Regions from separate parts of the Homo sapiens genome. Here region 2 is linked to region 1. Evidence: read pairs that join two places in POLR2A ChIA-PET (ENCODE). Cell type or tissue: PC-9. All regions are shown on one strand. Links, peaks and the distances in the headings refer to the core of each region. The heading gives the core; the rest is flanking DNA.

Region 1 (5,380 bases), core at 264-5,263:
CCAGAGTCTATACTCTCAATGGGTGTTCCATACGCCCTTCCCTTACTGAAGATATCTATAAAGTATTTAATACTGCTTCTGACTCACAATAAGTGCTCTATAAATGACAACTGCCTTTGTTGTTTTCCTTGTAATTATAATTACTTTTCTTTTTTGTGATTTATCACTTGCATCAAACCTCACAAGCAGATAGGGATTGAAGATCTGAAAGGCCAACATGGAACTCCTTGAATTTCTTATTTTTCATGGGTTTTCCTAGACCCTGACAAGAGGTGGTTCTCTCCTGCCCCAAGAAATTCAAAGCTTTCCACATCCCACCCTTCGCTGGTGGCAAGACTTCAATAATTACTTCAGCCTTCGGACTCCATTGTGCAGGAGAACCTGTTAGAAGCTCTTCCTCTGTGGCTTCTGAAGAACCATCAAGATGCACAGGACTTCCTGTGGCTCTTTTGATCTTTTGAAATTGCAAGCACAGGAAGGAAAGAATGGATAGGGGGATAAAGAATAGCTATGATTGTTGTGATAATAGCATGTTGCATTTCTATAGAGCCCTTTCGCTGATGAGCCCTGAGCCTTAACAGCCATCACACTGTTGGCCCCTGCACTGTGAACCTAGAGGGTACCTTGAGTTTTTCTAGTGCTGCCAAACAGAATTGCATTGACACATACCTTAATCAAGAGAGAAGCAAGCCGTGTTGGCAACTGTGCATCACAGTCGATGTGGTGGTCATCCATGGGATGCCCCTAATAGCATCTGTAATTTTCAAGTAGATGTTGGGTGTAATTTGGTGACCCTTGTCTGTTCCCACTGTTGGAAGCCCCATAACTGATCTGATGAAAGCATAAAGTGAAGAAGAGTGGCGAGACCCTTTGTGAGATACCTGGAGCTGAAGAGTCAGGTGTGGAATGGACAAGAATGTTATCCACTTCTAAGTGACCTTGTTTTTTCTAATTTCTTAAGAAATACCTGTTTGCTTGACTGCCTTAGGCTGTTTGCAGGGGCCACTTGTACGTCAGCAAAACTCTTACTAGATGACATCACTGCCAGAAGTTCCACATGTTTCCAGGAGGCACATTTCCCACTGCCCCCACTCCCCCGAACTTGGAAAGATTCCTCAGTTTTAAAGTTATAAGTAATTTCCATGCCAGATAATGATCCTGTGAACAGATCCTTTTCTCATGTGGAAAAATATTTCAGAAAGGGTGTCTTGTCAATGAGAAAAATGACCCCATTGAAACATATGTTTATTTGCCATGTACTCATCTGACGTTTTGTGAATTCTATAAAGCCATGGAAGTGGATTGTTAGAAGTGTCTCATACACCCCTAGTGACTTCTTGAACTATCCCCCCATCCCCAGCCATGGAACTCTCCTATTAAAAAAACTAAGAGATAAGTGGTAGCAATCTTAACAAATTAGTGATTTTATCTGGTTAGGCCGTGTAATCAAACACGTGGGCAGGAAAGTGGATCCATTATGTTGTACTCATGATTGTGGTGCTGAAGGTAACCCCCATTGCCCTGTAGGCTGCCCCCAGAAGCAGGGGGTACAGCCAATAGTATTCTTAGAAGTTAATCAATTCTGTAACGGGTTGAGTGTTTTGGTCTCATTTTTAGTCCGAGGTGCCCTGATGCTGGCCTGTGACTAAGGGGAGTCAGTGGCTTGTTATGAATAAGAGGACACATGAGCTGAATCTGAGAAAGTTCAGAAGCATTTTATAAGTTGTTTAAAATACATCCATTAAAGTATATGATTATTTTTTGGTAATCATTTAAATCATTGTGCTGTGTGTCTACCCAGACAGTATTTATCTGTCTCTCGATGTTGTATTAGTATAGTATTAAAAAAATACACACATTTCACTTTTGATAAAAACTTTGCATACTGTCACTACTTTGTATAAGTTTTTTCCTGACTGCCTCTGGTTAGGGGGCAGGGAGCAAGAAGACCAGCATGCTTTCCTTCCTTTATATTTGGGAAATGGAGGTGCTGAGAGAAACAAGCCACACTGTCTGAAGTAAAACCTAGAAGTGGACCTGGTTGTCCATGGTGAGGGAAAGCCCATATGTACCACCTTGGGCTCCAGTTACAAGGTAATGAGCCATGAGCACAAAAGGGTGACTCAAAATTCAATGCCAGCCATTCTCATTACTAATGAGCAATTACAGCAAATATTTACAGGCCTCCTTCCTACCTTTATGACTTCCTGTTACTGAAGCACTTTGGAGTATTGAGAAAGATTGTCCTGGAAAAATACGTCACACACAGTTGCAGGAAAGAGTGCCTTTAAGCACACATAAAAACTCGGTTACTTGGCTTTGTTTATGAATTCCACATAGAAACAACAGAAAATTGTGCCTTTTGAGGAACTGCTTGAGAATCCTTCCTTCTGCATTTCAAGACAAGATTTTAAAAATCACATATATCAAATATATGGGGAAATGAGACACAATGTTTTTAGAGAGTGTCTAGAAATAATAGGACTGTGCAAGTTAGTACAGCAAAATTTTGGGTCAAAGCATGGGTCATTTGACAAACTCTCTTTATGAACATTACCTCTGCAATATTTTTCTAAATGAAAACAATCACACTTAATAGAATTAATCAGGATGGGAGCTAGAAGCATATAATTCACTTTCCACAGATTGGAGTAAATCCTCATAATGCCCCTTTCCTGTGTATTTAGTTAAAAAAGCACTCCAGTGAGATTGCTTTCGCAGTAAGTTTCTGTAAACCACTGTACCCTTGTATTTCTCTCCTGTGTTTCCAAGAGTTCTCAGATGCTATTTTCGAATGGCAGCGTTCACTCCAGAGCTGGCTGAGGTCAACGAAGCTAATTTTGGTGCCTTGGTGCCCAGGGTGAAGGGAGAGAGAAGTCCTCTGCAGAGCCAAAAGGACTCTCTGGGGCCTGGGTTTGGAGCAGTGTGGTGTTGCTGGACACACCACATTTCACCTTTAGAACCTTTATTTGTGTGCTTGCACAACAAATGTTTACCCAGATATTAAGATAAGGAAAGTATGAAGGTCACATTTCACTGGTGACAAGAGAGCTTCTATAAATGTAACCATATCGTTGTGCAGCGGGAGTCTGTCTTTTATTCTGTACCCGGGACTTAGGGGGAATTATTGGTGGGTGGGGCATGGGAGTTGAGGCTCTTCTTGGTTTTCTGGCTTTCTTGCTATCACTCTGTTTGTCTTGCCTCAGCTGATGTGCGCCTCCCATTTGGTAAGGGCCTTTGTCATGGCCAAGACATCTAAAGAAATCCTAGTCTGTGTGGCTGGGCACTGTGTGGTCCCCTGACTCTCTGGAGTCTTCCAGAGTTCCATGGAAATTAGTGCCCCCGTGCATTTCCCTGCCGACTGACTGGAAGGCACCCTGGCTGCTGAGATCGCTTTCCTGGTCCCCCAGAAGAGGTCCACATGGTGCTGATCCTGCAGCTGTTTTAGGCCTCCTCAGCGGGATTGTCCTATCCTCGGAGCACAGAGAATCTTCAGAGTGGGATAGGGGTTTCTTTTGTGGATTTGGGTTTCTCTTAGGGATCTCCAAAGATTAGCTAGACACTCAGGGCCTCAGTAAAGACATGGGTCCTTGGTCTAGTTTTCTTCCCAAGGGCAGCCACCATGGCAGTGGGAGTTCACCTTGCTGACTGCAAGGGACCCCACCTCACCTCTATCGCCCATTCACCATCATTCACTGTGCCTCCTGAGTTCCTAATACACAAGCCTCCTCCCACAGCCTCAAAGGCAGTGCTGCAGTACTCATTCCCACTTCTATTCCCTCACACTAGCTCCTCCATCTGGATGCTTTTCCCCTCTCTTCCTATTCAAATAGCTCCTACTTTTCTATTGTGAGCCCAGGCTTCCCGAAATCTTACACAAAATCACTAAGGGAGCGTAGAAATTTCCACAGTGGCACTCCCACTCCCTGCATTACTAGCTTTTGGTTGTTTGCCAAAGAGCCTGCTTATATTTCCTTGTTATCTAATGACACTTTATTTGTTTTTGCCTTTCTAACAATATAGCATGTTCCTGAAGGCCAAGGATGTCTGATTTTCTGATGTGCCCTAATACCTTGCTTGCTTTTTTTTGGGGGGGGGGGCTCTGAAATCATGCTTAGTTTTTTAAAAAAAATAATAGAATTGCTTTGTTCATGTCCCTTGGGTTACTTGGAAAGCCTGCCTCACAAGCTCTGCTTTCTTTATTCATGTAGATTTGACCCCTTTACTTATTTCCCTTTAAAAAGAAAGAAAAAGGAAAAGAAAAAATTTGGGGGACCACAGTCAGGTCTTATTGATACATAACTTTATATCAGATGCAAACGTCAGGCTAGTATTATATCAGTGCTTCACTTCAAGAATGCCTTATACACTAATGTGAGTACAGCCAAACAGAATACTCCAGCTTAATCTCAACGTTAAAAGCAAGATGGGGAAGTTGTGCAAGAGGGCACTAGCTCTCAGTTCAGAGATCATCTTCCCTGGGAAGCCTTCCCTGATTAACTGCACATTGGTTACCCCTGTGTTTATAGATGGTCTTCAGTCTGTATTTTGTTATTTGTATGATGCTTTTACAACTTGCTTTTGAAGGTTGGGGGTGGCGTATGTCCCTGATCACCACTCAAGTGGTAAGCCCTTCAAGAGCAAAGACCCAGTCATTTTTTCCTGTTCTTTTTTCCCCACAGAAGTCAGAATAGAGGTCTCTTGAGGTGCTCAGTAATTATTTGTAGACTGAGTAATTCTGTCTATGTCAGGAACTTTGGGAGTTTGGTGTAGAGAACTGGAAGCACAGGTAGACACTTTGCTCACATCAACCTAACTTATCCTCATTGCTTATCCACCATGCGTAGAGCAGGGTTTGTGGGAATCATCACTGTGTGTAGATGTTTATAGGTTCCCTCCCAAATTCAGGTGCTATGCTGTACGGTGAGGTTACAAAGAGGCATTAGATGGACCCTGCACTCAGGATGTCCTAAAATGATTTGTTTAAGCAATATAAGATGATTTATGTTAATGGATGTCCAAGCTGCCTTTACAATGTTGCCATCTTGTTAGGAAGTCACAACCAACTCAGATAAAACATTGAGCAAACAATGGAAGATTGATAGTAATTAAGTGAGAGTGAGTAAGGGTAAATAGATCTTGTGTGTTGGGAATAGTTAGGGAAGTGATTAGTGGAGATTAGAGGGAGGTTTATTGGAGGAGCATGAAGACCTAGGTCTGTCTTGAAGATTAGGTAGAATTTGGATAGGCAGATGAGTATGGGGCATTCCATTTGAGGTGAATTGCGTAAGTAAAATGAGAAGGCAGCAATAAACAGAGTGTGCAGGCCAGGACTGGTGAGCCAGTTCCTTCCAGGGCTGGATCTGGAGCTCTGTTAGCA
Region 2 (5,380 bases), core at 106-5,105, 260 kb before region 1:
GTTTCTCCTGTTTGCTTATTGCCTGGGTCAGTTGGAGTTTTTCACAAGGAGCATTGGTAAGAAAAGAAAACAAACAAAAGTAAACAGGAGAGGTTAGAGTCCAAGATTCTGTTCCGAATTTCAATCAGGACTAGCCACAGGGTAAATTGGCCAGCAGGGCTTAAGAGGTACTTGCGCCAGCCTGCAGTTCTCTCTCTTTGCCTCTGGAAAAGCATGGCCGAGACCTGCTTTTAAAGCCCATCAGATAAACCCCTCTTGGTCCTTCTACTTAATTTCAACTAATGGCATGAGCCCTGAGTGGTATTCTCTTAAGTAACTAATGGGAGAAGAAATGTCTCCCTGGAGGCTTCTTCCATGTTACAAAACACCAGAGGCGAAGGGTGGGTGCACACTCTCAAAAGCTCAGCTAGAGACCCCCACCTAGTTCTTCCTGGCTAATCAGGAATGGTAACTCCAGCCTGACTGTGGGCTTCTTCCCAGCATCCTTGTTCACAGGCACCTCCCTGGTCAGGGTTTTGATTGCCACGCAATGTTCTTGTTTGGTGTAGCATTTTTACTAGAAGAAGAAAGTTTCAGAAACCACATTGGCCTCTGTGTAGCTCCCGTCTTTCTAAACCCTTCTAGAATTGTGGTAGTTTCCTGAGGGACCCTCTTTGTTTTGTTTTGTAACTTCATTCTACACTCACAAGGCAACTTCCCATCCAAATTAAACATTTGAAGTGGGAAAACTTTGTAGGGCCTTCAGAAAAACAGTTTTTTTTTTTCAAGGTGTTCTGTAAATATGGGATTATTACCGATCCTTGTGCCAAAGTCATGTTAAATAAAACAGTTTCAGATATGTACTTCTGACCCAAAGCCCTCTTTCATCACAATTAGGTCCTTAATCTGTTCTAGGAGTATTGCCATAATATTATCACTCTAATTACAGCCCCTAAAAATGTGAAATATGTTATATAACTCAGAGCTCGTTTGGACTTCTTACAGTCATGCTTATATGGCAAGACAAACAACTTTCATTCCAGCAGTGAAGGGGAAGAGTCACACATACAGTAACTATTTCAATTTTTTTTAAGTAACATTTGAAATACCCATTGATATCTTTTTAATATATTATGTTACAAATGTTTTAACTTACAAGAGCAGTATTATAGTATACCCCTAGAGATAAGGCCATTGTTGCCTATAAGGTATTATGGTAAGTAATAGAAACATCCACCAAGCTTCTTCATTAGCAGCAAAAATGAGTTCTTGGTTGTGTGTTTGGGCAGTGGGGATGTGGTAGAGGTGGAAGGGGAGATGGAGCAGGGTTTTAGGCAACTGAGATGATGTATCAGAGAAAGTAAGGTGAAAAGGGGGTTTCTGTTACTTCTGATTTTTCCCCTAGATTTCCCTTATGGAACTCCAGATGCAAGGAATCAGAAAGGAGTTTCTCTTCATCCATGAATCATTATAATGTATCAATTTGTTCTGAAAACATGAGTGTTTCTGTGATTGAAATAGTGGCTGATTGTTTAGGAGTCTCCTATTTATTTTTGTGGCAACCATCTCAAAGCGGATGCCGAATTCTGAATGGGGAAGATCTTTCTGCATAGGAGAGTCATGAGTATCTGGCCCACTGGCTGGGGTGTCCTGAGCATAGCAATAATGAGTGACATCATGCTCTCTGTCCTTGTTAGGATTTCATGCCAACCACCTTGGATGGGAGGCCAAGATACATTTCTAATCCTGGTCACCAACTATGCAAATTCAATTCAATTCTGTATTGTAAAAGTACGCACTGGGGACTGTGTTCAAACCCTGGTTTAGAGAACTAAGAAGATTACAAGAGAAGAGTAACTTGGTGCTTAGTGGGTACAGAATGTTTGTTGAATGAATGAATGAATGAAAAAGTCTGGGCTTGGCCCTTACATTCTTATTTAGTAAGGAAGATCTAGCTATGTGAAATAATTAAAGAGTGCCTTAAGTCCCAGTGATCTGTTAGAGAAAGGAGATATCAATATTGGCTTAGGGTAATCAGGGCAGGAATTAGTGAGAAGACTAGCAAAGGCCTTATGCTGAGCTCATCTGGTGCTTTGGGGGCTTTGATTCAAGTATGAGCACTTAATTTTTGGCTGGGGACATTCATGTAATAAATACGCTTGTATTTAACTGTGATGTGGTCCCATTTTTGCACTGTGCTCAGATTTCTCTCTTCACCATCTTGCTCTTGAGTTGAGAGAGTTGCTAACTTAGCATGCTGTTATTAAATTTAGGATTTATGTCTTTTAGCATTTTAAATGCAAAGTCCTGTAGAAACCTGGAATGCTCAATAGCTCCTAATAACAGTAGGAATGCTGTGAGGTCACCACACACGAAGCTTTAATTTATGCTAATTTAATTAAAGGTAGTTGGCAAATAAATAAATTAGGGAAAGTGCACTGAGTTCCTCTTAGCTCTGGATGAGCCCAGTATTGGAGCTGTGGATCCACTCTGTGCCCAGGGGCCCTCAGCTCCGCTCTGCCTCTCCAAGCAGGAGAATCTGTCACAGGGAAGGCTTCACTCCACGTGGTGTGTGATTCTAGTGTATGTTACATGTTTGTATCTTCTTATTCTATATACTTCGTTATGTATAGTATATGTTCTCATATTTTATTTTACAGAGCAGTATACATAAAACCATATATGCTATATTCTACAGGTGAGTTAAAGAGCATTTTTTAAGCTCCGGGTTGTGTTCAATTAGTGGATCACAAAATTCATGTAGTGTGTCTCCATGGGCATTTTTACTTTAATGAAACAGAGTAGGGTAGACAACCTAGGGTATACCACATATAGCAAAAATAGGAATTCCATTGGGGAACATTTAATTTGAGTTACTTATGTGTATGTACACATATATAGTATTTACATACATACATACACCCTCATGTGTGAATAAGTTGGCCATGTATGTGTCTACATGTTTATTGACTGGGTCATCAGTACTGCATGTTGTGGTTAAAAATAAAACACTGATTTAAGGGCTGTTAAAGCAATTTTGACCGTCCTCTTTGACATATACAGAATTTTGCCTGACTTATTTATCCCTCAGTCCTACCTAAGACAGGCTAGCGCCAGGTTCATGGGTTGGTGGAGATGTTTAGGCTAGTAATATTGCAGGAGCTTCTCAGGCTCCAGTCAGTAGGATCTGCATGTTGTTTTGTTTCTTCTCTCTCCTCCCTCTGGTATCAAGGGATATCCACTGTGCTATGGAAAATGAAGCATATGGCTGGGCATGGTCACTCTCGCCTGTAATCCCAGCACTTTGGGAGGCTGAAGCGGGATGATCACTTGGGGTCAGGAGTTCGCAACCAGCCTGGCCAACATGGTGAAGCCCTGTCTTCACTAAAAATACAGAAATTAGCTGGGCATGGTGGCACATGCCTGTAATCCCAGCTGCTTGGGAGGCTGAGGCACAAGAATCATTTCAGCCTGGGAGGCAGTTGTTGTTGCAGTGAGCCGAGATCATACCACTGCACTCCAGCCCAGAGCAGAACTCTGTCTCAAATAAAAAAAAAAGAAGAAGAAAGAAAATGAAATTGAAGCATGTTAGGCTGTAGGTCTTAACTTACAGTGTGGGGCCCTGGTAGAGGGAACTGAGTCAGCAGGTGAGAGATCAAAACAGCATCTCCTGGGGGACAAAGACAATGGCTGGAAGGAGGCCTGAGTCACAGACATCCTCAGCTGTCATGGGAAGATGGTATCTGATGGTAAATGAAATAACTCCCTTTCTTCCAGAGAGGCCAGTGCCCCTGCTTACCCAGTGGGATGGCTGGGATTCATTTCTGGTGGCAGTACTGGATGAGAACCATAAGAGCAGACCTGTTTCCTAACAGATCAGCTGCCATCCTTTGTTCAGAGTAAATCAGCTGCTCCAAGTTGGCTGAGCAGCCAGCCTCCTGTCTCCACCAGACTCAGCATGCTCTAGCCGTTGGATATAGGCTCTGGGGCCTGCCCTACCTCTAGGGCTAGAGATCATTTCCCCCAACAATATGCAGTGACACCTAGCTCCACATGACAGTGTTTCTCAATGGCCCTCAGAACCATTGCTTCTCAACAAAATCACCTCCTGAAGTTGAATCTCTGGGCTGAGGCCCAGGTGATTTTAATAAACCTTGTAGGGGCTGCTTCTGCATGTTCAAGTTTGAGAGTCTCCACTTTGGGGTTTCCTCGATGTACACGTCACATTGAAAAATGGAAAAATTTAAGCATGTGGCATTTTTCTAATTAAGACACGTTAAGATGGCTTAATTTTGGGTTCTTCCTGGTAAGAGTTTACATAGCTGGTTGAAACTTTAAAAGTCAGTGGGGGAGGCGGAGTGTCAACTGTGTAGCTACAGCAGCAACATGATAGCGCTGCCCTTAGGGTCTACACATGGGCAAGACCCCTTCAGGAATCCTCTTGAAAATACCATCTTATAAGCAAGAACTTAGAGCACTTTAATAGCCAGGGTTCCCTTGGATGGGATTCAAGACGGACTTCACATTCTCTGTTTATTTCCAGTGTAGTCATTGAGTGATCATTGGTAGGACAGCCCTATTTCCACTTTCATCTACCAGTTCACAGGCAGCTCTTAAAATCTCATCATGCACAGGAGGACACTGGGCTTTCCTCAACTTAGTGGGGAAGGCCATGATCAGCCTGCTCTCTGTCCCTTCTCCTGAAGTGAATTCTTTTTAGGTCAGGAGAGGTGTATCTGATATTCGAGAAATGATTGAGGCAGGAATCCAATGGCATCTTGTTCCTGGAGACCCAGCCTTCCTGGCCATTTTTATCCCTACTTAGAGAAGTTTTGAGGCACAGGATTAAGAGCAGGCTGGGCCAGGTGAGTCAAAGGCTTTCATTGAACTGCCCTCCTTGTCTGATACCTCCTTGCTAAACTCATTAGAAAAAGAGTACAGGAAATCTCATCTCCAGTTGGCCAAGGGAACCCGAGGAACTTGAATGGACAAGATCCCGTTAAGGGCTGATAAACACAACTGATGCCTGGTGATGAAAGTCTTCTTTTATACAGCAATGAAGACAGGTGGCTGGAACAAGAGACAGAAAAAACACATCGTGGAAGACATTGTTCTGGGAGGTGATTGTACCCTCTGCCCTCCCAGCAGGCTGTGAGCTCGCAGTGCTGTGTGGTCAGTGGAAGGAGGCCTTTACTTGGCACATCCTGTGTAACTTGAGGAGTTGGAGATCACGGTAAAACTCAAACCTATTAGTTACATGTTAGGTATTGAATGTTTGAAAAGCTGCATTTCAAAACACTGAATTTGATCAGGACACACTCTGGACAATGTCATTTGTTGAAAGCTTCAAATCAAAGTGGTTCCCATTTCCCCTCCCCTTATTTACTTAACTCATTTATTT

What was found. ChIA-PET counts read pairs that join two places held together with the same protein. Peaks named below come from ENCODE experiments on the same cell type or tissue, not always from the same donor. Only the 100,000 strongest peaks of a DNase experiment are listed, where the experiment ranks them.
Region 2: POLR2A ChIA-PET joins it to region 1 with 5 read pairs; 6 of 35 experiments call an interaction of 5 or more read pairs at or near these places.

What each region holds. Positions count from the first base shown.
Region 1 is chr2:46,304,372-46,309,751 of GRCh38, forward strand. The region is part of intron 1 of EPAS1 (endothelial PAS domain protein 1); the gene reads left to right. Among named protein-coding and RNA genes, the nearest start is that of EPAS1, 9.7 kb to the left of the region's middle. In PC-9, for the core only: no CTCF peak of the experiment used is centred there; DNase peaks (open chromatin) are centred at 1,617, 2,170, 2,990 and 3,960; H3K4me3 peaks cover 2,080 bases; H3K27ac peaks cover 3,412 bases.
Region 2 is chr2:46,042,352-46,047,731 of GRCh38, forward strand. The region is part of intron 10 of PRKCE (protein kinase C epsilon); the gene reads left to right. Among named protein-coding and RNA genes, the nearest start is that of EPAS1, 250 kb to the right of the region's middle. In PC-9, for the core only: no CTCF peak of the experiment used is centred there; no DNase peak of the experiment used is centred there.